Linked DNA regions of Homo sapiens: region 2 is linked to region 1. Evidence: read pairs that join two places in POLR2A ChIA-PET (ENCODE). Cell type or tissue: MCF 10A. All regions are shown on one strand. Links, peaks and the distances in the headings refer to the core of each region. The heading gives the core; the rest is flanking DNA.

The links. Peaks named below come from ENCODE experiments on the same cell type or tissue, not always from the same donor. Only the 100,000 strongest peaks of a DNase experiment are listed, where the experiment ranks them.
Region 2: POLR2A ChIA-PET joins it to region 1 with 10 read pairs; 2 of 35 experiments call an interaction of 5 or more read pairs at or near these places.

What each region holds. Positions count from the first base shown.
Region 1 is chr6:22,034,122-22,050,260 of GRCh38, reverse strand. All of the region lies in intron 7 of CASC15 (cancer susceptibility 15), which reads right to left. Among named protein-coding and RNA genes, the nearest start is that of NBAT1, 110 kb to the left of the region's middle. RefSeq lists an enhancer at 12,532-12,641. In MCF 10A, for the core only: no CTCF peak of the experiment used is centred there; no DNase peak of the experiment used is centred there.
Region 2 is chr6:22,105,350-22,121,488 of GRCh38, reverse strand. CASC15 (cancer susceptibility 15) reads right to left here. Exons shown (of 12, transcript NR_015410.2): 9 at 10,569-10,742. Among named protein-coding and RNA genes, the nearest start is that of NBAT1, 34 kb to the left of the region's middle. In MCF 10A, for the core only: no CTCF peak of the experiment used is centred there; DNase peaks (open chromatin) are centred at 8,238 and 8,818.

The sequences.
Region 1 (16,139 bases), core at 3,664-11,663:
CCCCTTCATAGAATGCCTCCTCTCAGAGTACACATCTGACAAAGGACTGGGTGTGGAGGCCATTATTGAAAAGACAGATTGGAGTCAACTAGTAGAGATGAGATCACCGGGCCTCTGCTTTTTAGCCTGTAGACGCACGGAACCATTAAAACTGTTTATGAGGAAAATAACATGTCAAACAGGAACAGAAATATTATCTGTATAGACGGATAAAATTTAGGAAAAGAACTGAAGACTTTTTCCCTCTTACAGGGGTTTCTGGTCAGATAGTGATCTGTTTGATTAATAGATTCAGATACATTGTTCAATGTAAGAGTTGTCAAGTCACTCTTTCCAACTTTCCAAAATTTCCAGGATACATCATATTTATAATACAATCTCCTGTATGCAGACATCATCTCCCACAAAAAAAAACCCACTCTCCCATACTGTGAAAATCCAAGATCAGTTTTAATGAAACCCACTAAATGCACCAAAAAAGTAAACTATAATCATACTGATAGTTACAATTTTACTCTCAGAAAAAAATGCATGGTACTCCTCATCTTCTTCAATACAATCCATAAAAACAGATTCATGGATAACTAAACTCCACAATATCCTCTAAGGAAATGAACTATTTCAGGTGGGAGGCAATACTGATGAGTAAAAAACACTTCCTGGTTCCTCAATCCAAGCATTCACTTAAAAAGTATACTTGTTTCTACATAGGTGGAAAGTTGAAGCAGTTTTTAAAAAAAAAAAAAAAAACAGTGAGCCCTAGTTATGACATAGTAATAATATGTGCCGTCCTTTGACAAGTATAAAATATAATATTCTGGCTTATGCCAATTTGGCATGTAAAAGGATAACCTAGAACATCACCATCAAAAAATACAAATGCCTAGCTAGCAATCCAGGTCAGAAAAAATGTAAAAGAAAAAGCTGTCACATGATGTTAGGTATAAAGCAGTATAAAAATGATTAACTCCAGAAATGGTGTTTATGTTGGAAAGGTATACAAGGTTATAAACAAGTTTTATTCAGTTGGTTCCATACCAATGCAAAGCTTCATGCCTTAAATGGCTTCATGTATTGCTCATCAGGAGCCAGTTACAGGTCTACAAATATGTTTATTTTAAAACAAGAACAAGGACAGTCTGGCTCATTGTTTGTTCATCTTTCTAGAAAACAAGTTTCCATATAAATCTTTCTAAGGGAACACATCTACCTTCTAACTATAGTTTTGTTGGCTTTCATAAGCCCCTAGATATTTTTTCCTACATTTCTTCTGAAAAGAATACACAAACTACCAACAGAGGCTTATGTTAAAGAGAAGCAACTAAACACTTGCTAAGTTTGAGAGATGGGTATTAGAAGGACAAATACAATTCTGTCTTCAGAGAATACCTACATACATTCTGATCTCATGATCCCATTTTTAAAGCTTCCAAAAGAAGTGAGTCCAAAAGCAACATCTATTCTTGAACTCAGCTTAGAAGATTTTTTTGTTTGTTTGTTACAGAGTCTCCTTTCCAAAGATCGGATGAAAGACATGATAAAAAGACATGTCTTGACCAGGTGTGGTGGTTCACACCTGTAATACCAGCACTTTGGGAGGCCGAGGTGGGCGGATCACCTGAGGTCAGGAGTTCGAGACCAGCCTGGCCAACATGATGAAACCCAGTTACTACTAAAAGTACAAAAATTAGTCAGGCATGGTGGCGGGCACCTGTAATCCCAGCTACTCGGGAGGCTGAGGCAGGAGAATTGCTTGAAAGTGGGAGGCAGAGGCTTCAGTGAGCTGAGATCATACCACTGTATTCCAGCCTGGGCAACAGAGCAAGACTCCCTCTCAAAAAAAAAAAAAAAAGACACGTTTACTTCAGTTTCTTCAGTTGCTTTCATGAGGAAACTGGCCCTTACCATTCTCCTTCACAGGAGAGGGGAGAATAGTCAGTCTTGAAAAACTATGTGCTTTGGGTATTGAGCACGTCAATGAAAATGAGCAGTCTTGAATAACATAAGATATTCTTTAGGTTACAAAAGACGCAAATATTATAATCCCTAATCAGACAACTAAACTATGGACAGTTGTATGGGACTGAAAGACGCAGAATCACGATGCTGTTGTGTTAATTCAGTCATGTTAATTCAGTCCAATTTTATAAATAAGAATCTGAAGTACATAGACATCAAGTAACTTTACCACATTTACTCAGTTGCAAAGCCAAAAAGAGATCTCCAATCTTGACTCCTGATGAAATTTTTCATTATGTCACTGGAATGAATTTTTAAACTATGCCTACAATTTTTACCCTGACCACTAATTCACTTCTTTCTCACGGCTGGAAGTTAATAAATTGCTTTCAGAATTGATCAAGGGTTCGAATATTGCAGAGTATGTGCTCAGGGCTGGGCCAGGAGCAAGGCCTAGGAGAGATGAGGACACTGGTTGTTGTGATAGAGTGGGGCCCCTACAGGGAGAAGTGCCATGTGTAATGCACCATGGGCGCACACACTAAGGAAAGGAATAGTCATTCCATACTAGTTTCAACAAAAAACAGCTGAGAGAGCAATGAGAAAAAATGTAAAAGAAAACTCTCATTCTTTAATAAAGTGAAGGCAAAAAAAAAAAAAAAAAAAGAGCGGCCGGGTGCAGTGGCTTACGCCTGTAATCCCAGCACTTTGGGAGGCCAAGGGGGGTGGATCACGAGGTCAGGAATTACTGGTGATCAGCCATGGTTTGCCAACATGGTGAAACCCCATATCTACTAAAAATACAAAAATTAGCTGGGTGTGGTGGCATGTACCTGTAATCCCAGCTATTCAGGAGGCTGAGGCAGAAGACATGCTTGAACGTGGGAGGTGGAGGTTGCAGTGAGCCGAGATCGCGCCACTGCATTCCAGCCTGGGCAACAGAGCAACACTCCATCTCAAAAAAAAAAAAAAAAAGAAGCAACACTATTAGGAAAGACTTACTCCTGCTACATTAGAACAAGGCAAGGATGATGGAAGATACAGAAAGCTTTCCTTTATCTAAGTTCCAGGCAGAACTAGATAGAACAGAAACCTGGAGCAGAGCTATTGCCAAAGCCCTGAGCTCAGGTTAAAGGAAACTGTCACCGTTCCATTTCTCCTTTGAGTTTCAAATTTGGTTTCCCAGTGTGCCACTGTAAAAGAGTCCAGTACTGGGGAGAAAACAAATTCCCAGCTCCCACAACTTACAACAATTGAAACTAGTTATTTAGGATTCCCAGAAAGGATTAAAAAAAAAAACTCATTTGTTTATCCTTGCAGGTCAGTTAGGTTAATAACCTCAATTGACCACCATGAATGAAAAAAGTTAAGGAAGAAGAAAACAAATATGGATTTTGCATTTATTGTTTTTGTCTTACCAATTGCAATTTGGGGGCCTTGAGGCAATTGTAGCTGATGGAGGTTAAACAAGGCAGATTGTTGGTTTACGGCCCATTCTTGGCAATTTGGAAGTAAACGATAACCAATATTTACTCAGGCTGCTAGTTATATATGCTTCCTCCTCCTCTCTATCAGATGACACAAAGTAGTGAGCACCACATGGAGAGTGCCCCAAAATTTACAAATCGTCACATATATCGTATCTCATCTAATACAACAACCAACAAGACTAAAGTGTTCTTTCATCATGTGACAAATGATAAAGGGAGAACTCAGGGAGTTACAAAAATTTCCCAGTGCTCACCAGGTAACTGGAAGAGGCTGGATTGTAACGCAGAGTTTCTGACACCAAGTGCCCTGAGCCACGTGTACTCATTTAATATCTTATCTCTCATTCTCCTTTCCTTTGCTCACATGTAAAGAGCTGAGCAGAAGAGGTTTTTGAATGTTGGGTTTTAGGAGGATTTGTGGATTTCAACTCTCCGTGTTCTTCCTATGCCCAGATTATTATCAATAACATAGAGTTGGCATTATATGATCTTTTGGGTCTCTGGAGAGAAAAACCAATAAGGAAATAAATAACCAATTTATTTCCAACAAATTGGTTGGAAATAAAACAAATATAGGCTTAGCATACATTTGGCAGGGTTGGGGAGGGGGTGGTGGGCAAGGAAAGTCTAATAGTCTTCTCTTTCTTGGTTCTGGAGCTAAGAGTATCAAATCTCCAGTGGGAAAGTCAAACCTACTTTCCAGTCAAATAATGAAGCCTTCCATGTTAACCCCTACACAAGAGGTGCAAAGAGAATGTATACAGGGATCCTTTTATGGATGTTCTGGAAAGACAACACCTGTTCTTTGGGCCCTAGTGCCTTTGGTTACACCCAGGTTTTAAGGGGATGAATATAAATCATTTTGGAAGATTAAAAGAAACCCAAAAATTATAATATTCTTTTGCCTCCCAAGAGAAACAATCTTCAGATAATTGGGATTTGATGAGAGTGGTGGAGCTATGCAAATCTTATGCCATTATGAGCATGCAATAATTCAGACTGTTAAAATTACGAAGCAATCCCTTTGCTGTGTGATTCAGAAGGCTCGGCTCCCTACCTTCAGATTAAAATGAAGACTGAAAGACTAAACTTCAACTATGTCTGAATGTCTGTGGGCTGTTTTCCCCACAACTAACAACATTATTTAAACTCCCAACTTTTAAACTGCTAAAACCATGGAAACATTAATAATGGCCCTCCTTCATTAAACCTCAACTTCCCCTCCCACTTGTACTTTTGACCAATTTATTCACTTCAAAGCAAGCAACAGCATCCTGTTCAGTTACTCAGTAGGACCTCTGTACCTTCACCCAACACCTTACACCAAAAGAACACCAAAACCCACAAAAAAAGTCATGATCTCTACACTCCTCCTAGTCTATTGAAGGCAATTATGTAACCTCAAAGTTTTTGCTTTTATTTTTTATTTTTTCAGTTGCCATGGGAAAGACTGTTTGGGCAGCTCCATCTGCACAGGGTAATTACTGGCCTCCCAAAACGCACTCACTCTCACACACACACACACACACATACACACACACACACACACACACACAAAACCTGCAATGATATAAAGAAAAGGTAAACATAATTTTAAACATTTTCAAAGAGGCCAAGAAGGCATTAAACAATCAATATATTACTTTGCTACTGGCAGAAATAAACAAAACAGCCATTTACTGTCAAGAAAACAGCATTTTCAGAGCTGAAGTAGTAATAATAGCAATTAATATTTCCTCAGAATTTAATATTTGTCAGGTACTGTGGACTAAGTATTTTACACAGATTATCTTAATAATCTCCATAAATATAAATCTACAATTCCCATTTTTACAGAAAATAAATGAGGTTAAGAGAGGCTGAGTCACTTGCACAGGGCTGATTAGTAGTGGAGCCAGGATTCAAACCCAAAGCCCACAGTCTTGGTGCTCTCACTGTGCCTCATGGTGCCTGCCTGCCCACAGCCTGTGTTATCATCACAGCTCGCTTCTGGTCTGGTCTAATGACCTGTTGAAGGAACTCAAATGATCACTCATCTCATCTACTGAAACTAAGAATAATTCAAAATATTTTGGGGTGTCAAAATGCATATGGCCAGCCTGAGCTGAGAACCTGTCTCTACAAAAAAAATAGATTTAAAAAATTAGCCAGGCACAGTATTGCATGCCTGTAGTCCCAGCTACTCAAGAAACTGAAGTGGGAGGATCACTTGAGCAGCTGGGAGATCAAGGCTGCAGTGAGCCATGATTGCACTGCTGTACTTCAGCATTCCAACGTGGGCGACAGAAAGAGACCCTGTCTTAAAAAAAAAAAAAAAGAAAAAAAATGCATTTGACCACAGGCTGCACCAGTAACAATGATCTTATTTCAGTATCTACGGTACAATATAAGTATGCATATGTGACATTCAAATACTGTGGCCTTTTCCATTTTCTTAATCAGTTTCAATTTCTCAGTGTTAACTCCTTAATTTAACACTTATCGATAAAAATGCTATCTGCTAATGTGTATTGTAACATTAATTTTGAGTTTTAGGAGATTTGTGAGTGTGGGGTAAGGAGAAGAGCTATTCAGCTCTCATCTATTTTATTTTATTTTATTTTATTTTATTTTATTTTATTATTCCCAAGAGAAGAAATATTTTTACTTTGGCTTCTTCATGAATTTAGGTAATTACTGAGATTCTTGCCATCTTTATATGCTGGATTTGATTCCCTGTGGTGGAAAATGCATACAGTTCCCAAAGAAATCTATGTTAATAGTATAGAGTTCAAATATTAAAAGAGATTAAGTGGTATCAGAAGCAAAGCCTTGGACCAGGCCACCAATCTCAATGGGTAGATCATTTAACAAGCCAACACATGCTAATAGAATCTTCTAAAGGGCTGGACACCTCTCACAAGGTCCCCCTACCCACCTTGACTCTGTTTATCAAGGGAGGAATCCCGACAGCATGGAGCCCCCAGGCCTCCCCTCCTCCATCAGCACAGCATGCCCGCAGTCACAAGCTGCCTGCGAGTTTGGTAAGACTCTGGCTCCAATCCCTTGGCCTCATCTGACCCGTCTTTCTGCCGTATCACTTATCTCCTGGAAAGGAACATGTTTCCAAGCTTCTTCCACATCAGCAGTAGGAAAGGAATTTGCAGTCTTTGAGTATTAAGTGACCTGGGTAGAAAAAAGTCTTAGAAGGGAGGTGAGACGGAGGGGTGGGGAAGTACAATGAGATACTTTTACTTTGCCAAATTCCCATCCCTTTTTGGCCGTAGGCAATGCCAGAAGAGAAAGCCAAAAGGAGGTAGGAGGGTAAGTGGAAACAGCTCCTCCTCTTCCCTTGCACTTCCTGGCTGGATATCTGTAAACATCTCTCTACCACCCTTCCCCAAGCAGGGAGCCTGGATATACACACACTTGCCTAACTGCTGGAGCCACACCATCCACATTAGCTACCTCTCTAAATCCCTGAGAAGCAGGTCAGGCACAGTGGCCAGGGTGGGGACAAGGTGGATCCACAGAAGGCCACCTGATGACCTTTCCATTAACAACCAGAGCTCTTGGTGCTGCCTCCCAGAGATGAGTAGGGGAGGTGTCTAGACAAAGAAGAAAATAAAAATGTTTTCTTCCTTCCCTTCCCTCAGTCATACTTTACATCTTCCTCTGGGCACTGCAGTAAAAAGAAGCAAGGAGGTGCACCTGGCCGGAGAGCAATCTCCAGGAAGCTAGATGAGCCATCCTGTGTGTGGGAATGAAAGGCAGACCAGAACAGAAAGCAGTGAGGTTGTGATTCCAAAATCCCAGCTCCCAAACCTGTGGCCAGAGCAGAGCCTGTAATTAAATGTGAACTTGCCAGTGGCTCTCTTAATACATGAGGCAAAAAGTTAATGTCTGATGGACTGGGGCCCATGCCAAACTCCAGCTCAGTTGCCTCCCCACAGGGGACTAGTTCAAAGAAATGAGATCTAGTGGTAGTGAACAAGCCAAGTAAGTTGCAGGGAGGCCCCAGCTCACAGGTCTGCCTTTGGACCCCCTCCTCTGGGCTTCCCTAATACTCTATGCACAGCTCCTCCCCAGGTACTCACAGCCATCATTCATCCTTTATTGATCTGTCCTGTCCATGAAGCAAAGTGGAGGGCTGCCCTTTTCTGGACTTTACGTGCTTGGTACCAAATACACTAGGTCTGCACTGTCTAATACAGTGGTCACTAGACACATGTGGCTCTTGAGTCCTTGAAATGTGATCAGTCCAAACTGAGATGTATCTCAAGTTTAAAACAGTGGATTTCACAGACTTACTATGAAAAATACAGTTAAATAGCTCATTAATTTTTATATTAATTAAATATTGAAATAATATTTTGGATATATTAGGTTAAATAAAGTGTGTTATTAAAATCAATTTCACCTAATTCTCTTCATTTTTTTTTTTTTAGCATGGCTACACATGTGGCTTATATTATATGTCTATTAGACAGTATTGTTCTGGGTATTCCATGAGGGAGGGAGGGAGGAAGGAAGGAAGCAAGGAAGGAAGAAGGAGGGGGAAGGAGAGGGAGGGAGGAAGGGAGGGGGGCGGGCAGGTGGGCAGGCAAGAGAGAGAAAGAGAGTGGGGAGAGGGATGAAGAAGGAACACCAAGAGAAAGAGAAAGTTGACTGGAGATCAGTATAAATGCTTTTAAATCAACATATAACAGAAATGGTTTTAAAGAAGTGAGGTTATTTTCAGAAATAATTTTTGTATCTGGAACTACATTTCATTCTGAATCATTTGCTGTGAGAAAATGCTTACTAATCATCCAGGACTCCTAAAGGATGAGAGAGCAACAGACTGTCGGCCAGGCCACATCACAGAGGCCAAACTGAATCTTCAGTCCTGTGGTAAAGACTCGGGAGAGCAGAAGGGAATTGTCACTTGGAGATAAAACAATGAATCTGGAAACCCCACAGTTTTCCAAACTTCTCTTTATCCTAAATGTAACAATTCCCTCAGTTCAGCTGATTAAATATATTCTTTAAAACTGTTTTTAAAAATGCACAACCTTCCACCAAACATTTAAAGAAGTAAGCCAGGCGCAGTGGCTCACACCTATAATCCCAGCACTTTGGGAAACTGAGGCAGGTGGATCACCTGAGGTCAGGTGTTTAAGACCAGCCTGGCCAACATGATGAAACCCTGTCTCTACTAAAAAAAATACAAAAAATAGCTGGGCATGGTGGCACATGCCTGTAATCCCAGCTACTTGGGAGGCTGAGGCAGGAGAATCACTTGAACCTGAGAGGCAGAGGTTGCAATGAGCTGAGATTGCACCATTGCACTCCAGCCTGGACAACAAGAGTGAAACTCCGTCTCAAAAAATAAAAATAAAAATAAAGAATTAACACCAATCTTTCTCAAACTCTTTCAAAATACTGAAGAAGATAAAACACGTTTTGTTTGTTTGTTTGTTTTTTGAGACTGAGTCTTACTCTGTTGCCCAGGCTGGAGTACAGTGGCGCAATCTTGGCTCACTGCAGCTTCTGCCTCCTGGGTTCGAGTGATTCTCCTGCCTCAGTAGCTGGGACTACCAATACACACCACCATGCCCAGCTGATTTTTGTATTTTTAGTAGAGATGGGGTTTCACCATGTTGGCCAGGCTGGTCTTGAACTCCTGACCTCAGGTGATCCATCCACCTCAGCCTTCCAAAGTCCTGGGATTACAGGCATGAGCCACTGCACCCGGCTGATAAAACACTTTTTAATTCATTCTATGAGGCCAGTATTACCGTGATAGCAAAGCCAGAAAAAGAAAGAAAACTATAGACCAATATCCCTTATAAACACTGATGTAAAAACTGTCAACAAAATACTAGCCATCTGAGTTCAGCAGAATATTAAAAGAATTATACACCACAACCAAATGAGATTTAGTCCCGAAATGCAAGGATGGTTTAACATAGAAAAATTGATATAATATATAATGTTAACAGAATGAAAGACTAAAACCACATGATCATCTCAATGTGGTTGATTCAGAAAAAGGACTTGACAAAATTCAATACCCTTTCATGTTGAAAATACTCAACATACTAGAAAGAAATCTACCTCAATATAATAAAATCCATATATGAAAAAACCCATAGCCAACATCATAATGGTGAAAGACTAAAAGCATTTACTCTAAGATCAGAAATAAGGCAAGGATGCCTGCTTTCACCACTTCTATTCAACATGGTACAAGAAGCTCTAGCCAGAGCAATTAGGCAAGAAAACGAAATAAAGGCCATCCAAATTGGAAAGGAAAAATAAAACTATTTCTGTTTGCAAATGATCTGATCTTATCTCCGAAAGATCCCCCGATCCCGCACTCAAAAAATTGTTAGAGATAATAAATTCAATAAAGTAGCAGGATACAAAGCCAACATATAAAAGTAAGTTGCATTTATATATACTAACAATGAACAATCTGAAAAGGAAATTACAAAAATGGTTCCATTTATAATAGCATCAAAAACAATGAAATACTTAGGAATTAATCAAGGAGTTAAGAGACTTGTACAATAAAAACTTTCTGAAAGAAATTTAAAAAGACATAAATACATAAAAACACATACCATGTTCATGAATTAGAAAACTTCATACCGTTAAGATATAAATACCACCCAAAGCAATCTGTAGATTCAATGCAATCTCTATCAAAATCCCAATGACAATTTTTGCAGAAATAGAAAAATCCATTCGAAAATCCATAGGGACTCTCAAAGGACCCTGAATAGCCAAAAACAATCTTGAAAAAGAACAAAGCTGAAGGATTCACACTTCCTGACTTCAAAACTTACTACAAAGCTACAGTGATCAAAACATGGTGATACTAGCATAAAGACAGAGAGATGCACCAGCAGAACAGAAAACCCAGAAATAAAACCTCACATATATGGTCAAATGATTTTTGACAAGGATGCCGAGACCACTCAATGGGAAGGGGCAACATTTTCAACAAATGGTGCCAGGAAAATGAAATGTCCACATGCGAAAGAATGAAGTCAGACTTTACATAACACCATATACAAAAATTAACTCAAAATGGAACAAAGACCTAAGCATAAGACCTAAATCTATAAATCTCCTAGGAGAAAATGGGACAAAAGCTTCATGTCATTGAATGTGGCAGTTATTTCTTGGATATGATGCCAAAGGCATAAGCAACAAAAGGAAAAGAATAGATAAATTAGACTTCATTTAAAAATTTTAAAATTTTGCACATCAAAAGACAACAGAGTAAAAAGGCCACCCACAGAATGGGAGAAAATATTTGCAAATCATATTTCTGATAAGGGATTCATATTCAGAATACACAAATAACACCTAAAAATTCAACAACAACAAAACAAACAACCTAAGAAACAGGCAAGGGAACTGAATAGATATTTCTCCAAAGAAGATATACAAATGGCCAATAAGCACATGAAAAGATGCTCAACATCACTAATCACTAAGGAAATGCAATCAAAACTTCGAGATACCATCTCACGCCCATTTGAATGACTACTATCGAAAAATCAGAAAATAAATGTTGGTGAAAAGGTGGAAGAACTGGAGCCCTTGTGCACTGTTGGTTGGAATGTAAAATGGTACAGCCATTGTGGAAAACGGTATGGTAGTTCCTCAAAAAATTAGAAATACGATTACCATATAATCCAGTAGTTCCACTCCTGAGTATGTACCCAAAAGAATTGAAGCAGGCTCTTGAAGGGATATGAGTACACCCATGTTCATAGCAGCACTATTCACAAATACTAAATGTGAAAGCCACACAAGTGTCTGTCGATGGATAAACGGATAAGCAAAAATGTGGTATATATTAATACATACAATTGAATATGATTCAGCCTTAAAAAGGAATGAAATTCTGATACATGCTACAACAGGGATGATCCTTGAAGGCTAATTATGCTAAGTGAAATGAGCCAGTCACAAAAGAACAAATACTATATGACCCTACTTATACGAGACACCAAAAGTAGTCAAATTCATAGAGACAGAAAGTAGAATGGTGGTTTCCAGTGGCTGTGATGGGAGGCAGGCATGGGGAGTCAGAGTTCAATGGGTACAGCGTTTCAGTCTGGAAAGATCAAAAGTTCAAGAGATGGAGTATGGTGATGGTTGCAAAAAATGTGGAAGTTTGTAATGTCACAGAACCATAAACGTATAAACAGTTAAGATGGTAAGTTCTGTAGCAGGTATATTTTACCACAATTTTAAAGAAAGAAGAAAAAGACAAGGAGGAGGGGGAGAGGGAGGAGGAAACAGAAAACGGGGAGAAAAGGAGGAGAAGGAGAGGAGAGGAGGAAAAACGAGGAGAAAATGTGAGAACAGTGAGAGGAAGGGGAAGGAGGTGAGGAGCCAGGGGATTAGAATGGGGGGATTAGAATGGCCTTGGGGTCATGAGAATGGGAATTCACACATGTACCTCTATGACTGCCTGGAAATGCTGACAGAGCAGAGCCACTGCTCGCTAAATGTCTCTATGACAATATTTTATCTTCCAATACTTGTACAACCTTTTCATTTTGCCACTTGAATTTGTAGGGAGATTCAAAAAATAGACTGAGGGTGAGTACACAAATGAAAAAAAGACAAGGAGAATGTGTGTGTACATGCTCTATTTTTTGTAAAAATTATAATTTATTTCCATCCACCATCCATATACTTAGCCCCAACCTGTCCTTACCTTGGCCAAAGTCAAGAACAACACCAAACTTAGTAACACTGAGAGCAAGCATATGCTTTCACATGCTATAAATGTTATTTCTAAACTGATTTAACAGGATAATAGTAACAATAGATATTGTGTGGCAGGTATCTTGCAATCTACTGTAAAAATTACAATTTTTTTACAGCAGTTTTGTATTATTAACGCCATTTCACAGATGAGACAATGGAGGCTAATAATTTTATCCAAGGACATAAGGTAGATGAGATTTGAAACCCAGGTCTGGTTGACTGCTGGTAGTAAGGGCATATTTTGTAAATCAAGGCCATCTAAACAGGAGGAATATTGACAAATGAGAAGAAACAGAAGCGTCAATGGAGGTAAGAGCAAACAGAAACTCACGAGCTAACCCGACTGCCAAGACATGATAACTGCACTGCACATAATGTCTGAAACCTAATGTGGGTTTTTTTGTTTGTTTGTTTGCGTTTTTTTTTTTTTAACACAGAGTCTACTCTGTAGCCCAGGCTGGAGTGCAGTGGCATGATCTCAGCTCACTGCAACCTCCACCTCCTGGGTTCAAGCGATTCTCCTGCCTTAGCCTGCCAAGTAACTGGGATTACAGGCACACACCACCATGCCCAGCTAATTTTTGTATTTTTAGTAGAGACGGGGTTTCACCATGTTGGCCAGGCTGGTCTTAAACTCCTGACCTCGTGATCCACCCGCTTCGGCCTCCCAAAGTGCTGGGATTACAGGCGTGAGCCACCGCGCCTGGCCAACTTAATGTTTTAGGAGGGCTGAATGCCGTGTCCCATGTCCCTTGGAAAGTCTTTTTTTTTTTTTTTAATCTCTAAATCTCAGCCTTATAAACAAGAATCAAAAGAAAACGACTCAACCTAAGAAAGAGAAATTCTGGTTGGGCAAGAACTTTAATAATCTGCCTTCCTACATGGTCCTTTTCTCTAAGTTATATATTAAAGAAGTTACACAGGAAGAAGAAAAAATCAGAGGGTAAACAGAAAATTACTCCAGCAAATGTATTGACCTCTAACGAAGGATAATTTCCTCAAAAGTATTTATGCTTTCTAAAGTATTACACTTTATGTAAAAGTAAAGCTGCAGTATAGAAAGCAACATCAGAGAATTTGATTCTTAACATACAGCTGTCAGGGATGGTTTACCTGAACCCACATTGCAATCCTAGAGTGTAAGAGCAACTTGGTGAAAGGGGACAGAAAACTCCCTGTGGAGCCGCAGACTCTGGAATCTATTATACCCATTTCCAATCTCACCTAGAAATCCAGAAAAAAAGTCACTTTCAGACACATTACAGGATTCAAACTTTGCTTTCTTACGAGAAGGTTAGAACTATATGCACACTTTGCCATTTGCTCTGCTCTTCCATTTACAAGGTTTTTTTTTGGTTTTTTTTTTTTTTTTTGGTTTTTTTTTTCCTCACACACTTCTACAGTTGACAACAAAGCGTTCTTACACACAACACTGCCCACCCTCTCATCTTTCTATATCCATTTTTAAGTGCCTGGAAAACACAAGAAGGGGAAACAAAGGGCAAATGCCAGTCTGTGACCTCTGTCTGGACTTAGCCAAGCGTGATGTGTGAATCAGGTGTGCGGAATGGAAGTTTCCATGGCAACGAGACTGCCAGGCAGGCAGGGACTTCACACAGGCTTTCTACCAAGGTAATAGAAACAATGAGGCCACCTGAGGGACCTCAGCAAAGAGGGAGGCGGCAAAGTTCAGAGATCTCCAGCGACGGCAAGGACCTGGGTCTGCACTGACTTATTCCACACCCACACCCCCCTGCTTTTGATTCTGTCCTGCCAGCTCCTTGAGATAATCTCTCATCTCTCTTTTTGGAGGGGAAGGGAGGGATAAATTAGAGAAGTAATCTCTAAAGAGAATTGCTTATGAGAAAAATGTAGAGGGGTCTACAAGAGAAGAGTTTTCTTTACGTAGAAAAAAAGCAGCTCTGTGAGTCCAAACATTCAGCCACTTGAGAAAACTCTGTCTGACAGAAGCACTTAACATTTTCTCTAAGGTTCTTTGCTTTACCTTGCAACGTGCTCTTTGAGAACCCAGACCCTAATGAAAAGATCCTGAGCTATATTTTTGTTTTATGGATGTTTAAAATTATATTTGCTATAGATAGATACTTTAAAATTATTCTAAACGTGTAGAAACATGTATGTTTTTAAAAGAGTTGGCTTTTTTAGTCACATGACTTGGAGATAAAGTACACAACTTTCATGAAATCGAAGTTTATCTTGGTTAGCTAATTGAAAGAAGGTAATCTGAACGCTAGGGCTATGATGATATTATGGCTTTTCAAGCCATTTTCCTGACTTGAGACACACAGATGTTAAAAAGAACCAGAACAAGGCTTGTGTATTTGGAACCAAATCATGGAAGACAGCAAATTCCGCTTCTCCCTTCTCCACCATTTTTAGCTTTGCTCTGGAAGAGGCCTTTGGATTCCTCCAGAATGCTACTGCAGAGACTGAAGAAGAGAAAAGCACCTTACGCTATCGCACCTTATGCTATTGCACCTTATGCTATCAGCTAATGTCTCTACTTTAACAGACTGCAATAACTGTTGCAACAGTGAGCCCATCCTTCCCACTGCACCAGAGGAATTCTTCTAGGCTGCAAATTTGATCAAGTCACTCTCAGGCTCCCAACCTTTCCAACAGTTCCTCACTGTGCTCTGGGCAGTGAAGATCTCTTAACCATGGTTTCCACAACTACACACGATCTGGCCTCGGTAGATTTAAGCTAAGGTGTCCTTAGCTTCATCTTCCACCATTCCCCAACTTGCCCTTCGCATTCCAGGCAAATTCAACTACTTTTAATTCCCCAAATGTACCATTCCTCTCTCTTGCCTCGCCTTTTATGTTACAGATTTCTGTAAAGAACATTTAAATCTTTCCTGGTACCTCAGCTCTGCTATCACTTCCTCTAGGAAGCCTTAGCCCCTGGCACAATTTCACCCTTAAAGTCCTTCCTAGGGGTAGCCATAGCACCCTGGGCATCTCCCTACAGCCCTTACCACATGAGACTGCAACTGCCGGCTTTGCCTTTCTGATCCCTATCCAACTGGAACAGAAAGCAAGAAAAGGGCCTTGTTTACCTTTGTCTTAACTTGGGACCCAGCGCTTAGTAGATGGTCAGACAAGATTTACCAAAAATGAATGAATGAACAGAAAAGCAGGCAAATGGCCTCTGGTGTGGCCTGGCTGACCACAAAGAGCGCCGACCACATCTGGGCCAGAGCCTCACAGTCCAGTTCTGCTGCTTACCAGTTTTGTGGCTTCAGGAAAGTTCCTTAGCCTCAAAGAACCTCAGATTCCTACTTGCAAATTGGTGTAACAGCACAGCCCAAGATTATCACATGCATCCAATGAGATAGTGTTTGAAAAATTCTTTGAGAAAAAAAAAATTTTTTTTTTTTTTGAGACACAGTCTCACTCTGTCGCCCAGGCTACAGTGCAGTAAAGATCTTGGCTCAGTGCAACCTCAGCCTCCCGGGTTCAAGCGATTCTCCTGCCTCAGCCTCCCAAGTAGCTGGGACTACAGGTGTGCACCACCATGTCTGGCTAATTTTTGTATTTTTAGTAGAGATGGGGGTTTCATCATGTTGACCACAATGGTCTCGAACTCCTGACCTCAGGTGATCCGCCCACCTCAGGATTACAGGCATGAGCCACTGCATCCTGCCACTCTTTGAGAAAATTTTAATAAGTCTCTACATAGCAGCTCTTCCCAGTGGGAGGCTAAACAGGAGGGAGAAGAGAGAAGCTGGCATGGCTGCCACAGGGGCAGCAGCAGTCCTGAGGAAAACCACTCAGCAGGATCCAGCAAGCAGCTGTAGAAATTCATGGTCGGTGGCCATGCATAGCACCCATTGACTTCCTTCTAAGAAATAACTATGTCCTCCTCTTGCCCACCTAGACATCCTTGTTATATACCATTTCCCATGTATA
Region 2 (16,139 bases), core at 4,241-12,240, 71 kb before region 1:
GCCGAGATCGTGCCATTGCACTCCAGCCCGGGCAACAGTGTGAGACTCCATCTCAAAAAAAAATAAAAGAAAAAAAAGAAAAGACAGTGTAGGCCGGGCGCGGTGGCTCACGCCTGTAATCCCAGCACTTTGGGAGGCCGAGGCGGGAGGATCACGAGGACAGGAGATCGAGACCATCCTGGCTAACACGGTGAAACCCCACCTCTACTAAAAATACAAAAAATTAGCTGGGCGTGGTGGCGGGCGCCTGTAGTCCCAGCTACTGGGGAGGCTGAGGCAGGAGAATGGCGTGAACCCGGGAGGTGGAGCTTGCAGTGAGCCCAGATCGCGCCACTGCACTCCAGCCTGGGTGACAGCGAGACTCCGTCTCAAAAAAAAAAAAAAAAAAAAAAAAAAAAAAAGACAGTGTCAACCAGTACAGGCACAGTGGTTCATGCCTGTAATCCCAGCACATTGGGAGACCAAGGCAGGAAGACTGCTTGAGCCCAGGAGTTTGAGACCAGCATGGGCAACCTAGTGAGGCCCTGTCTCTACAAATTATTTATTTATATATATATATATATATATACACACACACACACACACACACACACACACACACACACACATATATTTAGTCAGAGTCTCACTCTGTTGCCCAGACTGGAGTTCAGTGGCGCAATCTCAGCTCACTGGAACCTTCGCCTTCTGGGTTCAAGTGATCCTCCCACCTCAGCCTCCCAAATACCTGGGGACCACAGGCACATGCCGCCATGCCCAGCTACCTTTTTTGTATTTTTAGTAGTAACGGGGTTTCACTATGTTGGCCAGGCTGGTCTCGAACTCCCAACCTCAAGTGATCTGCCCACCTCGGCCTCCCAAAGTGCTGGGATTATAGCTGTAAGCCACCGTTCCTGGCCCAAATAATAATTTTTTAAAAACTATTTGGGTGTAGTCATGTGAGCCTGTGGTGCCAGCTACTCAGGAGGCTGAGGTAGGAGGTTCACCTGAGTCCAGAAGGTCAAGACCGCAGGGAGCCAAGATAGCACCACTGCACTCCAGCCGAGGTAACAGAGGGAGACCCTATCTAAAAAAAAAAAAAAGAAAAAGAAAAAGAAAAAGAAAAAGAAAAAGAAAAAAAAAAGGTCAACCATCTGGCCATTTCTTTGAGTTCTTATATTTTGTTAAGACTCCAGTGCATGTTAATAAACGTGTATGCCTCTTCTCCTATTAATCTGTCTTTTGTCAGTTGATTTTTAAGCAAACCTTTAAAGGGTGAAGGGGGAGTTTTCTCTTGGCTAATTGCAAAGGGTTCAAAGTGTTCATAAGTTGAGGAAGAGTGATATAAGTAAGGAGAATTATATTGAAGACTTTTATAATTCAAGTGATTTCTCACCTGGAACCTGACCTGTAGAGGAGGAGGGAAAGAATGTACTGAAGAATAGTAAGTGAGGGAAAATCCTAGGAGCAGGCTTTTTAATTTTAGGATACATCAAAAGATATTTCTGGAGATATTGTGCAGATTGGACCAGGATGGTAAGAAATAGGTGACAGGGAATCTAACTAAGACAAAACCATGACAGACTAATTATATTTCTGAATCATAATGGAAAGAATTTGGCATAAAACTGAGTGTGGAAACAGAACACACTGGAAGATTCTTTAAGAACTTAGGTCAACAGCAATGTGTCAGCCTGAGATAGAATACAGCACAAACGCAGGTGAGAGTTTGGAGCAGGACACCATGGAAGAGGATGCCACCATTCAAAGAATGAGGTTTCAGCTGTAGCTTGGTCTTTGGCACCTGTTGAGAATCACATGAAAGCTACAAACCCTTTTCTCAGAAAAATGTAGGTACCCACACCATATATGTTAGCATATGATTTTAGGGCATTCACAGTTCACCTTTGAAGCCTCTTGTTTTAAGAACCTCCTCACACAGAGTAAGTAAAGAAGAATACTAAAGTTGAAACCCTGAGGGACATTGTCACCAAAAGGGTTAGCAAAAAAAGGACAACTCAGCCTAAGAAATTGAGGACGAAGAAATGACACCATAGATTGAAGACAGCTGCCGATTTTCAGAAGTAGGAAAGACGCAGCAATAACAAATGTTAGTACGAGGCTAAGTGAAGTGAGAAGTAAACTTTGGCCACTGGTGTGTTTTGGTCTAGAGATTTGCTGGTCCAGAAGCCAGACTGTTGTAATAAGAGACATGAAGAAGAAAAATCAGAATTTGTGTAGGCACACTTTGAAGAAACTAGCAACTAGGAAGTTTGAATGAGTAACAGGTAAGATAACAGATTTTTTACTTTTTGTTTCTGGATAGGGTTGAGCTAAAATGTGAGCCTGCTTGTTGGCCAAAGGGAAATAGCAGAAGAGTAAGAAAGATTGAGATAAAGTAGAAAAAAATTATGCAGGAAAGAAAAGAAAAGAAAAGAAAAATTATCGCAAAAAGAGAAATTATTGGAAAAATTAATGCATAGAAACATTAAAGAAAATTTATCTTAATCATGGCAATTTAATGGAGGAGATGTGACACTTTCTATGAGACGGAACAGAAAGAAAACACCTTTCAGCTGCAGATAATGGCAGATATGGAAGAAAGGAGAAGATAGAGGAGATTGTACTAGAGGATATTTATCTTCTCTGTAAATTACAAGGCAAGGTCACAAGTGCTGGGAAGGGATGTTACGTGCTTAATGGTGGAGGTGGGAAAGGCAGGCATATGTTACAGATATTAGCACAAGTATCCTTTTTCACCACGATGTGTCCAATACCTAGCACAATGCATGGCACACAACGGAAAATCTCTAGATATACATTGAATGAACAACTGCAATTTGAGGAATTTAGGTGCATGGAAAAATGTAGAACAAGCTGATAGGTCAAATGGAATAAAAGTCAACCAGGGAGAAGTAAAAGGTGTTCCAGATATTTTTAAGAGGTTTAAGAAAAGGAAGCCCAGAAGTACTGTAATTTATGACCTAATGGAGAGCTCCAGAAGACCTGCAGTGATCCTAGGAAGAAAAGATCTACAGCCTCCTCGGGAGCTATTCAACCTTGCAGTCCTCGTACATCCTTAGAAAACAGGTATCCATTCAATGAATAAGTAATTACCGACAGTTGGCAGATAAGGCATGTAAGTTTCTTATCCAACACCAAATACTCTTAGCAGAGATGGACAGTGTAGAAAAATTAGTTAATTACACTGTCAGCTAGTCACCTGGACTCTGTGGGTCCCACAAAAGTAAAAGGAATGACAGGTAGGACTGACCCACAGCTCCGCAGTGGGTCAGTCTAGATAAACGAGGGGCCTCACTCATCTGCGCTTTGTATCCTTTCTCATGTCTAAAACCATTCAAACTGAAAAACAAAAATCCCTCTCAAAATCCAAAATAACAGTCACTGAACAATGGAGAATGGAAGGCATATTATTAAATCTCTCCCACTGAAGGGCTGTTGAACTAGAGTCCCAGTGACTTGGGCTACACGATGTGTTACAGATGCTGTGTCCAGGTGTCTTTTGAATTCACATTATATCTAATAAATCACTGTATGTTCACTTGTCCTATTAAAACTGTATTCTACCTTACCAGGTCTGCATAATTTGTAGAAAATTGATTGCTACAGTTCTCACTAGAAGCTCTAATTGCATTCCTGGTATAACTTAAAATGATAACCTTATCTTAATTAGTAGCATGATGCAGAAATGCTTTGAAAGCCTCTGAGAACTAACCTGCATTTTTAAACACAAGCCCGGGGGCTTAGAAAAAAAAGATTCCTGTTGAATATTGCTGAATACATAAGCCAATGTTAATTTATCAAAACTACAAAAGAAAATTATCACACAGCAAGACAGACTAAACAATGCAGCTCACACCTCCTCTGATCAAGCAGTTTGCAACTCTCATTGTAGAATCACACAAGATGTCATTCGAATGCTTAGTCAGACCTCTGCTGACTGTTGACACCCACAGAAGAGTCTTTCTCTGGTTTTTCTAATGACACTATTGATAATCAGTAGAGCACGACAATGGTGGAATGAGTAGACAAACAGATTGGAGGGTAGGTATTGTCTTCATATGGGATTAATTACCATACAGATCCCCAGTAATAATCCCATAGGCTCCCATACCAGTCTTCTTCCGCAGTCAATCCTAGTTCATTTAATCCCAGCCCTCCTCATCCATCGCAAGCTTTCTAACACCGCCTTCTGGTCTGCCCATGTTTAGAATGTCTGAGTGACGCTCTAGAAGATAAACGTTCCCTGTGGGAGAGGTTACATTCTGTGTACATGTTTTCCGTATTATCACTCTGGTGAAAAGATGTCCAATGGCTCACCGATGATAACCATTACCTAAAAGAGCACCTCAGAACATCTGAACATTAACATTTCAAACAATCACCTTAAACTATACTATGGCAAAATAAAAGACTTTGCAAGTAAGTCATTATTGTAAATACCCAAAGTAGATGTCACAAGTTTCTCAATATAAGGCTTGTAAATTGAGGCATTTTCTAATAACCACTATGCAGCTGGGCATATCTCCTCAAATTTCCACCAAAAAAATAAATATTGGGTAGACTTTTGCTTATCATCCAGAATTATTAACTACAGCTACCCCCAGAAATGTGGAATAGATGCTATTTCAAGAGGAATACTCTTTCAAGCTTGGCTTCTGAGGTCTGTGGTTTCTCCCTATAAGCCGGAACCACTTGGGAAATAACTACCTTCCTATAAAGCAATTTAGCATTCCCTTCTTTGAAAATGTAAATGGTTCAAAAATTTTAAAAGTATCTTCTCCTTACTAGAAGTTAACAATTTTGTCTAGATGTCAGTGGTTAGCACTAACAGAGGATATTATAGTATGATATTATCATTAGAACTGAATAACTAGTGGAAAGCAATATGATATAAACACCTAACATTTTATTATAGTTCCATCTAGCTTAGTTTGTAAGCATAGAATATAGTAAAATTAAATAGGAGAAAATAGGTACATAATAATATTAATGTATGCCAGTATTAATGTGCTTTTAAAAAACAATTTTTTTAATTATCAAGGTTTTTTCAATAAGAGCATTAAAGCACTATTTTAAAATACCCGCTACATGCAAGAAGCTATGCATTGTAATTGATGTGAAAGTAAACTGCTCTTACAAGATAGCAAAGCATCGATTTAATTTATGTCAAGCTTGTCTGCAATAAGATATGTCATTTCAGAGAAGTATTAGTATGTGTAGTGTATATGGGCATATATTTACATAAGCAAATTATCCATACCTTGAAAGTCCCATAAATGTGTGTATTACTAGGCACATTTCTTCTTATTTAAAACTGTATCTGTGGACTTGAGTAAGGAGATTAAAGACTAAACATATATTAACACTGTGAAAATTCAGCCTGAAAAACTTCAGGATAAGAGATATTTTCATCAACAGATATTTCAAACTGAGTGACCCCAAATCTGTTTAAGACTGTTCTAAAGAAGGAAAGCCCTCATATAATTTAACTTGCTTTTCATTTCACTGGTCTGACAGCCACATACTGATAGCATCTTCAGGTTACAAATCCTGCCTTTTTACCATTGCAGTTATAGTCTCATTTACAACATTAGTGTGCTAAATAGGGACTGCATCAAAATCTTCAATTATTTTCAGACAGTCTATGCAACATTGCTGCTAATTCTAATGCCCAGGAAGCACAATCATCGTAACCTCTGCTATGATCCCAACGAGGATTCCTCAAGCTCCTTATAAATGCATTAATCGCCCCTATGAAAGTCACTGCTTGCTTTTAACGAAGATAATGTATGTTACTGGGATTATACCACTGCATGCAAAATCATTAAAGAAAGGGAGACCAGAATTTATGATTAAGCCTTTGGACAGCAGGGCACTATTTTAACCATAAAAATCACAATCTGCAGAGACAGTGGCCGAAGCAGAGGAACCATTAAAGACTTATAATTAGCATCAATCAAGGTGACACTACTGTTGGCATCTTTATTACTTTAAATACACTAATCAAATACTTCTGCATTGAGATGGAAAGATTGATAGGCAGCTAGACATAGAAAACATCTCTATGGAGAACAACTTTAAATTATCTGTTTGAAAGGTTAAAAAAAAAAAAAAAGTATTGGTATTAGTCAAGTAGGATCCCAACACACAACTCCAAAAGAAAAGTACTCAGAATGGACCTATGACGTTGTCAGGATCCTCAAGTGGATGCTTTAACACTAAGCATTTGCATGTCCCCTCTGGGAACCCACTGGACTTGCTTAATTTCGAAGAAAAAAAAAATAACTCAGGGGAACACAAGCTTCAGGCTACTCTGTCCTATAAATAAATAGCCAAGCACTCCTGCCCAACATTTATATATTTTCTAGCCTTCTCCTTACATGTGCACATGGAAATGAAAGATAAAAGGAGAGCTGAACTTACTACTATTTACATAATTACAATAGGGGCTGTCAATATTATCTAATTGCATCGCTGCTCAATTTCATACCACACAGACTCTGAAATATGCTGTTATTATTACTGCTCATATAAATATTTCAGTCTTAACGAACAAGAAGCCACTCAGCATCTCTGCCACCCCTTGAGCCCATATGGCATTATACCTTAATGACTAATTTTTAAAGGGCGCTCTTCTCCAAACACTTTCTGTGAACAGTTTCAGTGTTCACAAACTGAATTCTTGAGGTTAAGGGCACACACCATAAGGAAAGGATATGAAGTAGTTTTCCGATAACAAAGTCTGGCTGGAATCAATTCAGAATTATGGATAAAGATTTGGCAAGGCATCTCCCAAGGGTACAACTTCATCTTTGCCAAATGAAATTATAATTGCAAAGACTTTCATTATGAAGATGATGAGTCCCAACAATCGTTTTGGCTCCAAAGTTCAACTTTTACTTACAAGTTCCTTAACTGGCACCCCCGCCACTAGGTTTAAAAAATATATTACATTTCCTTTGAATTAATACCTGCCTCTTTAAAAAAAAAAATGGTTTGTTTGTGTCCATAAAAAACTGGGCAGAGTCAAAGGAAATTCTTCATTGCTTCCCCTCAGCAGCGAATAAAGGACTGAGGAAAGAGAATGAATGATAAAGATGAAACAATTGGAAGAAGCAAATTACTTAAGAGGAAATACATACAATTTACTGAAGGAGTACTAGCTAACTCAAATCCAGTTTCATTTTAAATTTTGTGGTCAAAGAAAGATTTTCCAATGTAACATGATAATCTTACAGAGCCAAAGACTAAGGAAAATGCTACAATTTGACTACTGAAAATCCTATTAGTTGGCTGGGCACGGTGGCTCACGCTTGTAATCCTAACACCTTGAGAAGCCAAGGCAGGAGGATCACTTGAACCGAGGAGTTTGAGACCAGCCTGAGCAACGTGGTGAGACTACAGCTCTACAAAAACTACAAAAATTAGCCAGGTACAGTGGCACACACCTGTGGTCCCAGCTACTCAAAAGGCTGAGGCAGGAGGATCACTTGAGCCCAGGAGGTTGAGACTGCACTGACCCTTATCACACCAACACCACTGCATTCCAGCCTATGTGTAGATCGAGAACTTGTCTCAAAAAAAGAAAAAGAAAAAAGGAAAATCCTACTAGTTTAAGCCAATATTTAACAAATCACTCCAAGACATTATGCTGCAATTTTTAAAAGGTTCCAGTATTCTCAACTTCTCTCAAATGATGATAGCAAACACTTCTGCTTCTTAAAAGGATAGCAGTCCCTTATATATGAATAGGGTTTTACATTTTACCAAGTAATTTTATACATATTCACTTTTGCATCAACCTTGTGAAGCAGATAAGATTATTTCCATTTTACAGATGAAGTTATAGACTAAGAGAAGGTAACAGGCCTCTCTCTCAATGAGCACCCAGATGGTAGACGTATCTATTGACTCAACGCCTTCTCCACTATACCATGCTGACCCTGAGTTGCTTTGAAATATTCCATAGCCTTGTTAACTGAGGAGAGAAATCATGAATTACAGATCCTGATTACCTGTAGTAAAGACAAATATTAAAGAGTACTCTTACCAAGAGAAAGCTCTTCATAAAGAACCAGTAAGATGCATGTTAAGCATGAGAGAATCCTAGTCAGTTTGCTTTGTTTAGAGATGGGTCATCTTGCTATTCCAGTCCAAGAGTTTGCTTTTCACTGTTGAATCATTTGATTCTCACTGACGCAAAAGGAATGGGAAAGGCTGTGCAATACTGTATGAGGCTGACCTTACCACTTACGGAAAAGCTGCCAGCCAGACACAAAGTGTTGGCTAATAATGAGTCAGAGATGGACTCAATAATATCAAAGACTTTTATGTTGAATCCTTAACAAAGGAGCTTGATGTAAAAACAAGGGTTTAAGACTGGGAAATGGCAAAAGAAAGGAACAGTCACTTCCCCATCAGAGGACACCCTTTTGCCAAAATTTGCTGAAATGTGTACACAATACTTTTAATACTTTTAAATAGACATGTGTTAGAGAATTCTTATCAGTAAGTGCTGCACGCTAGATCCAAATGAGGAAATAATTTGAAACCTGGCAAATTCTCTTTTAACATAGTAAATAGCTCAAATCTTATTGGTTTATATTTTCCAGTTACTATCATTTTCGTGTCAAAAAGAGGAGGAAAAAGATAATAGGAAAACCAAACGACAAAAATAATTGCATATAATTATATAACACTTGGAAAAAGAAAACCTTCATCTAACAGCAATGGCAGGAGTAGGCTTATTACAAGGACAACATTACCACCCTGGTCCACTGCATTCTCTTTTGCAATGTTTCAATGACTCTCTTATCTTGTTGCTCCAGCAATAATAACTGAAGTTATGTAACTACAGTCCTGAGCTGACTACAAAATACAATGGGTGTGAAGTAATTGAGGTTTCTCAATTTTTAATACAGGTAGGGATATTTTTCATTATATTTATATGTTTCACAATGGAGTCATTATCATAGGAAAAATGAGCTGTGGATATTAAGGACATGGAGTTAATTAACAAATAATATGGAAAACTTTGATAAATCAAAGGAGCTTCTTATCAGTAGAAATGTTCTCCCAATCTAGCAATAAATATTCCAACAAGTCATTTTAAATTACATACATGCTGTGTTGTCATTTTTCTAAGGTGATGGATAAGGAGATTTAATTTCTTTAACTTGGGCATGTTTTCATTTGTTGGAATTCTATCAGATAACGACCAATATAAAGTGTGTAACAAAGAGGCTAGCCATTACAGGCACACAAAAGCATGGGTTTGCCCATCTCATGCCCTGTCCTCAATGGTGATCAGTGGAGAGGGGATGGAAAATTTCTGCTTGCATATGAAGACTCTAAAAATATTAATATAAAAAGAATTCCAAACAAATGTAAGGTGTAAATTTACAGCACTCTGATGGTTTGTTTGGTCTGACTTTGAAAATAAAAGTAAAAGGGCCAACATGCTAACATCCTAAAAAAAAAAGTCATTTAAATAGTAAGAATAACTTATGAGATAATGGAGGTACTAAATGGCCCACTGAACCCTGAAGGAAAATTAAAATTCCTAAGTGAAGAGGAAAAAACTGCTTTGATGCATACCTCTCAGAGAAACACAAAAACTGGGTTTATCCATAAACCTGGCTGGTCACAGAACACATTAGCAATGAGAAATGCCATTCAAGAAAACCCTATAGATCTATTTCTCTACTCATGACCAATAGCTCCACAGATTCAACTAGAATGAAGATCATGAATAAAAAGCTTACAATAAATGGTAGCATGCAGTAGGCAAACATATACAAAGGAGGTAATCCCTGAGCACCAAATTACAGCCTCTGTCCACAAATTATAACAGCACCCTTCTACTATCTAAGATCTGGGTTACGGACATGTAATGCACACTCACTCTCCTAAAATGTAGCCACAGAAGCATGGCAAAGACATACACCTCTTAGGGCTCAAGGTCAAGAGCACAGGACATAAATTCACTAATGCTAAAAATGAATGGAAAGCCAAAGAGAAGAGATGGTCTCTATTACTTTGTATTGAAGCCCATAAGTGGTTTGCAATTGTCGTACAAAATACGTTTCCTCACTATCCTTTGTATTCTGGTGTGGGGGTTTTATTTATTTATTTATTTATTGGCCATTATATGGCCCGATCTACTATACGTCGAATAAAAATGGATCATTTCTAATTTAATAGTGACACAAAACCTTTGGAACTCATACACTATTGACATTGCATACAATATTGACCCTGAATTTATAAAATATTGACTCATTTTTGTTTCTCTGCACTTTTCTCTAGGATGTGAAATGATCAGAATGAGTTTGCCATAGGCTATTGTTTTTGTTTTATTTTGGTTGGTCTTGATGCTCTCAACTAACCTATCACCTGGACAGACTTCTGGTAAGATTCTGACTAACCAAACCAAATTGAAAGAATCAGTTGCATGCTAGATAACAAGAGACTATTTTCATTTTAAATACATCCTGATAAAGCTTTATGGCACTACTTCTTTAAATTTTAAAATAAATGTGTAAGAACTACCAAAACATCCATACCCATACTGTTGCAAACAAGGTACACATGTGGTTTCCAGAGGGAAACAAAATGAGACTCAAGGCAGTAGCATTTGTAGTGGTTCCTAAGCATGGAGAGAGGACCTGAGCTGTAAGCCGTTCTCTCTTCTCTCTCTCTCTCTTCAGCTATCTGCTCCTGGACAAATCTTCAACTTCCTGAAACATAAGCATAATAATATTGACATTACCTCATTGTGTTACGGTAAGGAACAGATGAGAGGGCGTATGGGAAAGCGTTCTGTATACCATAAAATGCTCCAAATACATACATTACAAATGGGAACACTATACATCCACAAGTTAAAAAGAGAGAAAGACACACTGGTGTGGCTGATTGGAAATGTATTCATTATAATACAGATGTGCAAAAAATAATTTTTTAAAAAATGGTGTTTCCCGTCACATAACTAACTTCATGTTGCTCACAAGTCTCCATTCTCCCTTGGTGATAAAAATGCAAAACAAAACAAACATTTTAAGCTGGTTCATTTAATATCACTCGGGTTCTCTGGAAAATGGTCAATTTGGGGCAGATTTTCAGTCTTTCGGGTTGTTTTCTCTCTTCCCCCTCCTTCTGGCATGCTAGCACCTCCTCAGAGGAAGCGTATGTAACGCTGTGGTGGCAAAAGAACATCTGCTCTCATCACTGCCCTTCTTGGGTGGGCTGCTGAAGTCTGAGTAAGGCACAGCTAATCTTGCCTGGTCGCTGGTGGATGTTGGCTTCTAACTTCACTGTAACTGTTTCTGAAGTGTCTGGGATGGTCCTCTGGTCATAGGCACCAAACAATGCCTGCTTGTGGCCATCTCCCCCGACTGACTAGACTCCTCATCTCAGCTCTATCTGATGCTCAGACTCAGCTGTGACTCCAGCTTGGAGAGGGGCACCCTGTAATCTCTGCCACCGATTTCCTTGCTTAGAGCTACCAGGACCCTGCAAGGTGTGCTGATGCCTACTTATTAGGTCACTTCATCATCTGTCTCTCCAGAACATCTGGCTCAATTTTAAGATATGAGGTACCTGGAAAAGACGTGAGTAGAATGGCTTTTTCTTCAACAGGCCACTTTTCAACTCTACTACCTGTGCCAAGATGGTTTGGAGATCCTCAAAAGGCACTCCCCCAGGGTTCCAGAGGATCAGGAAGACACGGCCTCCTCTGCCTATCCCTCCTCAACCTTCCGAAGTGTTTTGTGTTGTTTTTAATCACCTTGTTCTTGATCCCCATCCTCAATCTCTCCTCAAGCATCACTTTGATCCACCAGAAGGATCTTGCTTTCCTATGTGGTTGCATCTCACTTTACATAAGATCCTGTCTCAGATCCTCAGGGTTTCTTCTTAATATTTAAATGTAAGCTTTAGAATTTTCAACAAATCCTGGTTTTTATAAGAACTTCTCTGATGGCTACCAGGGCACATTTGTTCTAGAATCTAGGCTGTCCCTGCCCTACTCCTAAAGCAACAGTGGCTCTCAATTCCCCATCCATGAGCATGGCACCTGCAGAGCAAGATTTACAGGGATTTATTTTTTTAAAGCATCATGAAATGTTTCAAAATTGTATCCTTACTATATTAGCTAGGCAGTTTAGGATTATGGGAGATTTTCAAGAGTTTCCTGAATAAAGAAAGATAACTGTGAAATAACACTTATATGGTATAGATATTATTAGCCCATTTTACAGATGAAGAAATGAAGGCTCGAGGAGGTGACGCCAAAATTTAAACTCAGGTATTGGTATTATTATTCCAGCATTCTTTTCATTACTAACATCATAGTTCCTTGACAGTATCAGTAAATACAAAAAAAGAGAAATATAAATATAAATTCCTGCCACTTACCTAAGCAAAAAAAATAATGATTTTGGTAAAGATAACAAAATAGAGAGACCTTGATGTTTCATTAAACTTCATTCATCATTTTCTTCATTCAACTATCCTTTATTGTGTGCTTCTGCCATAACAAACTGTGAAATTTAAAATCTGGAAATTTAAAATTTGTCCCTGCTCTTAATGAAAGCACAGTATGGGGGTGGGGGGAGGCAGACAAATGTAATTATAATACACCTAGGCAAGTTCAGTGCTGTATGATTTTTATTATCATAGGGCTTTCAGGGTTTCCAAATCAATTTTTTCCATGCTTCCAATGGTTACTAAGTTTACACAGTAACTCTACAAGTAGGAATTTCACTATACATGTTAGGATGTGAAGAATTACTTAGTTGAAAATATTTGTCTCAATAAATCTGCAAATTACCAAGGGAAAGATAGAAATACAGGGTATATAGTGACATGGAAGTGATGAGGGCCACCCACTCCAGCTACCTACACATGTATCACTGGTCATTTTCTTTTTCAACAATCTCAGTGCCCTAAAAACTGTACCTCTCTGGAGCAGCCACAGTTAGCCCCACTTGTTCCCACAGCAGTGTTAGAGAAATCATCTACACTTCACATCTGTACCCAGCAGTAATGACTCACTGACCTGAGCTAACCAGAAACAAAATGCAGGCTGGGCACAGTGGCTCACGCCTGTAATCTCAGCACTTTGGGAGGCCACGGCGGGCAGATCACTTGAGGTCAGGAGTTAGAGACCAGCCTGGCGAACGTGGTGAAACCTCTTCTCTACTAAAAATACAAAAATTATCCAGGCATGGTGGCAGGCGCCTGTAGTCCGCTGAGGCAAGAGAATCACTTGAACCCAGGAGGTGGAGGTTGCAGTGAGCTGAGATTGCACCACTGCACTCCAGACTGGGCGACCGAGTGAGAATCCATCTCAAAAAAAAAAAGAAAAAGAAATGCAAAGGCGTGTGTGTGTGTGTGTGTGTGTGTGTGTGTGTGTGTGTGTGTATACATGCACGCACCTGTGTCAGAGGTCTTTGGATATAAATATATATGCATATACTTACATATATAAATATACATATATATACATACATACATATATATACACACATATATATAAAGATGTATAACTTTACTCATAATCCTCATACATCTGTATTAGGTGAAAGATAAGATGTCCAAATAAATGATACTTCAACTGGTTTATTCTCTGCGTGTTTTAATCATTGAAATACATTCTCTATAGTGTGTGTCTCTTTTTCACTCAACACGTATATACACACACAGAGCATTAAAAATAAATTTGGTAAACTTCATTAAAATATTTTCCTCAAACATTTCCCAGATATTTCCCAGTGATCTGAGAAGAGTTACAGAGAGACTACCTCCAGAAGTAAGTTATGACTTTGAGATAGTATTTAGGTGCCTGGTTGTATGAAGGTTTTATGAAAATAATGGAAAAAAATTTGATAGTTAAAGAGTGACTGTAGTCTTCAAATACTAAGTGTGGTGAAAGGGAAAAGTAATATAAATGTGTTCAATTCTATTCCTCCAAATTCTGAAACTCAAACACCTGTCCTGAAACATTAATGTCTTTGACTTAAAAATGGGACTTAATAAGCTGCCACATGACTCAAACTAATAATTAAAAAGAAAGAAAATACAATTACTGTCTAAATAACAAATAGTCTAGAAGTATAGTATTAAACAAAATAAAAATTCACAGCCATTTGACCTATTTGGGGAGTGGGGAGCATTTACATATCCCACTATGGAATTATATGTATGCTAATTACATGCTAATGTAAACATGAAAAAATATTATATGGAAATTGCAAGTTGAAGAACCACCAAAAACATACAAAGGCAAAAAAATAGGTCTGCTTGAAAACAGTTTCTGCCATCTTGCTTATTCATGTGTAAACGTTCAATATGCTCAAGGCTTTGACATCTCTATTCATTTTGGGATTTGAATCAGCTATAAATATATAACCTCTAATTATACGATTTGTCAAAAATTCTGAAATTCTTTTACATATCAGGCTAACTTTATAAAAATATATATATATTCATGCTTCCCATTTTAAGTGATAACTTTCCGGGAAATTGAGAGCCCCCTAATAAAGAGTACATGTTTGTTAATTGGCCCATTTGCCTGACCATTCACACCTAGAACTGTATTCTTCCCAATACAGATAACATTTTTAATCTTCTTTTTTTTTTTGCGACTGTGTTCCCAAAAATGCTTGACAGGTGCATTCTATAAATCTCTCGTTTACGGAAGGCAAAGAGAAGCCTCACTTTCCCATTCATACGCTATTGTATAATCAGATCTCTGTAGGCAAAATCTCAGCAAAAATAAGACCCCTCAATGGGTTAAACAGCACAAGTGCCAAGCCTTTCCTCCAGATTTTTGTGCCCTCCAGCAATAAGCTGGCTGTTGCACCTGGCAAACATATGCAGAAAACTAGGCCAAATATGGTTGACAAATTTGGCCAGATTCTTTCCTGTGACCCACTGTGATAGTTAACCTAAAGTTCCCAATGTCAATTCAATTTCCAAAGGTAAACTTTTAATTTTTTCCTTAATACGTGTTAATAGTTGAGATACTGGTGTAAACAAAACCATCTCATGTTTGAAGTAAAAACTAATGCATTTTAAAAAATTAACAGATGTGCTACACTTGTATCAGTGGAGAGAGTGAATATTGAGAATAAGATGGATACTATGGAACTGGACCTGATGATATCATCTCAAGGTTTAGAAGCATAAGGAAAGGATGTGTCCAGTGCTTCTGCCAGGTGCAACGCCTTTTAGGTTGCCCACAGTAATTGGCCATCAAACTAAATCTCTAAAGTCAGCTGAAACTTCATGGAGGTAGTTGAAATTCCAGGGCTTCTGGAGGTTCTACTATTTGTCAAACACGGGATTAAATCATTTAAAATAGCCATATGCTTTAAAATATTGATAATAAACCTAAATAAATGTATCCTCTTTTCCCATACCTCTGACATTTTCAGGCATCCACCATTCTAGGCAATGGTGATAAAGACATGAACGTTTTCACAGTCCTTGCCTCCAAAGGTATCAGCTCCGAAAGTATTGACTACAACAGTAGAAAGCCTAACACCTGTGCTAACTAGAGTTTCAACCTTGTTCTTTAGGCTGTGTTTTTCAAGCCATTTTTTTTATTATGTCAAGTAATATGGAATGATTGAGTTATTGTATCTATTACATGTATCTATTACATTAGAGTGACAGTTTATTGCAGCATTACCAAAAAGCTGTATTCTGACAGAATGCATATCAACACACAGCAGCAAAGATGAAACAACTTTTTCCTACTCAAAAAAAATTTACACAAGAGGTATGTGAAATTCACATATGTATTTAAGTTTGGATAAAAACTTAGCTCACATAAGGAATATACTGAAATTGAGCAAATTATATATCACTTAAAATAATACTACAAGAAGCTAAAAAAAAGTAAGGGTGTTTGTACACTCAGAAAACTGCCACAAAACATACCCCAGATAAATCAACAAACCTCTTTATGCCTATTTTATAAACTATTACCAACTACGTTGTACTCTGTTTACTCTTCTTTCTTGTGAGGACAAACCTTCTCATCCTACTGGCTTTGTCACCCTGTCTCGTAAGCAAGCCCAAATCGCTTCTATCTTTTTTTTTTTTTTTTTTTTTTTGAGATGGGGTCT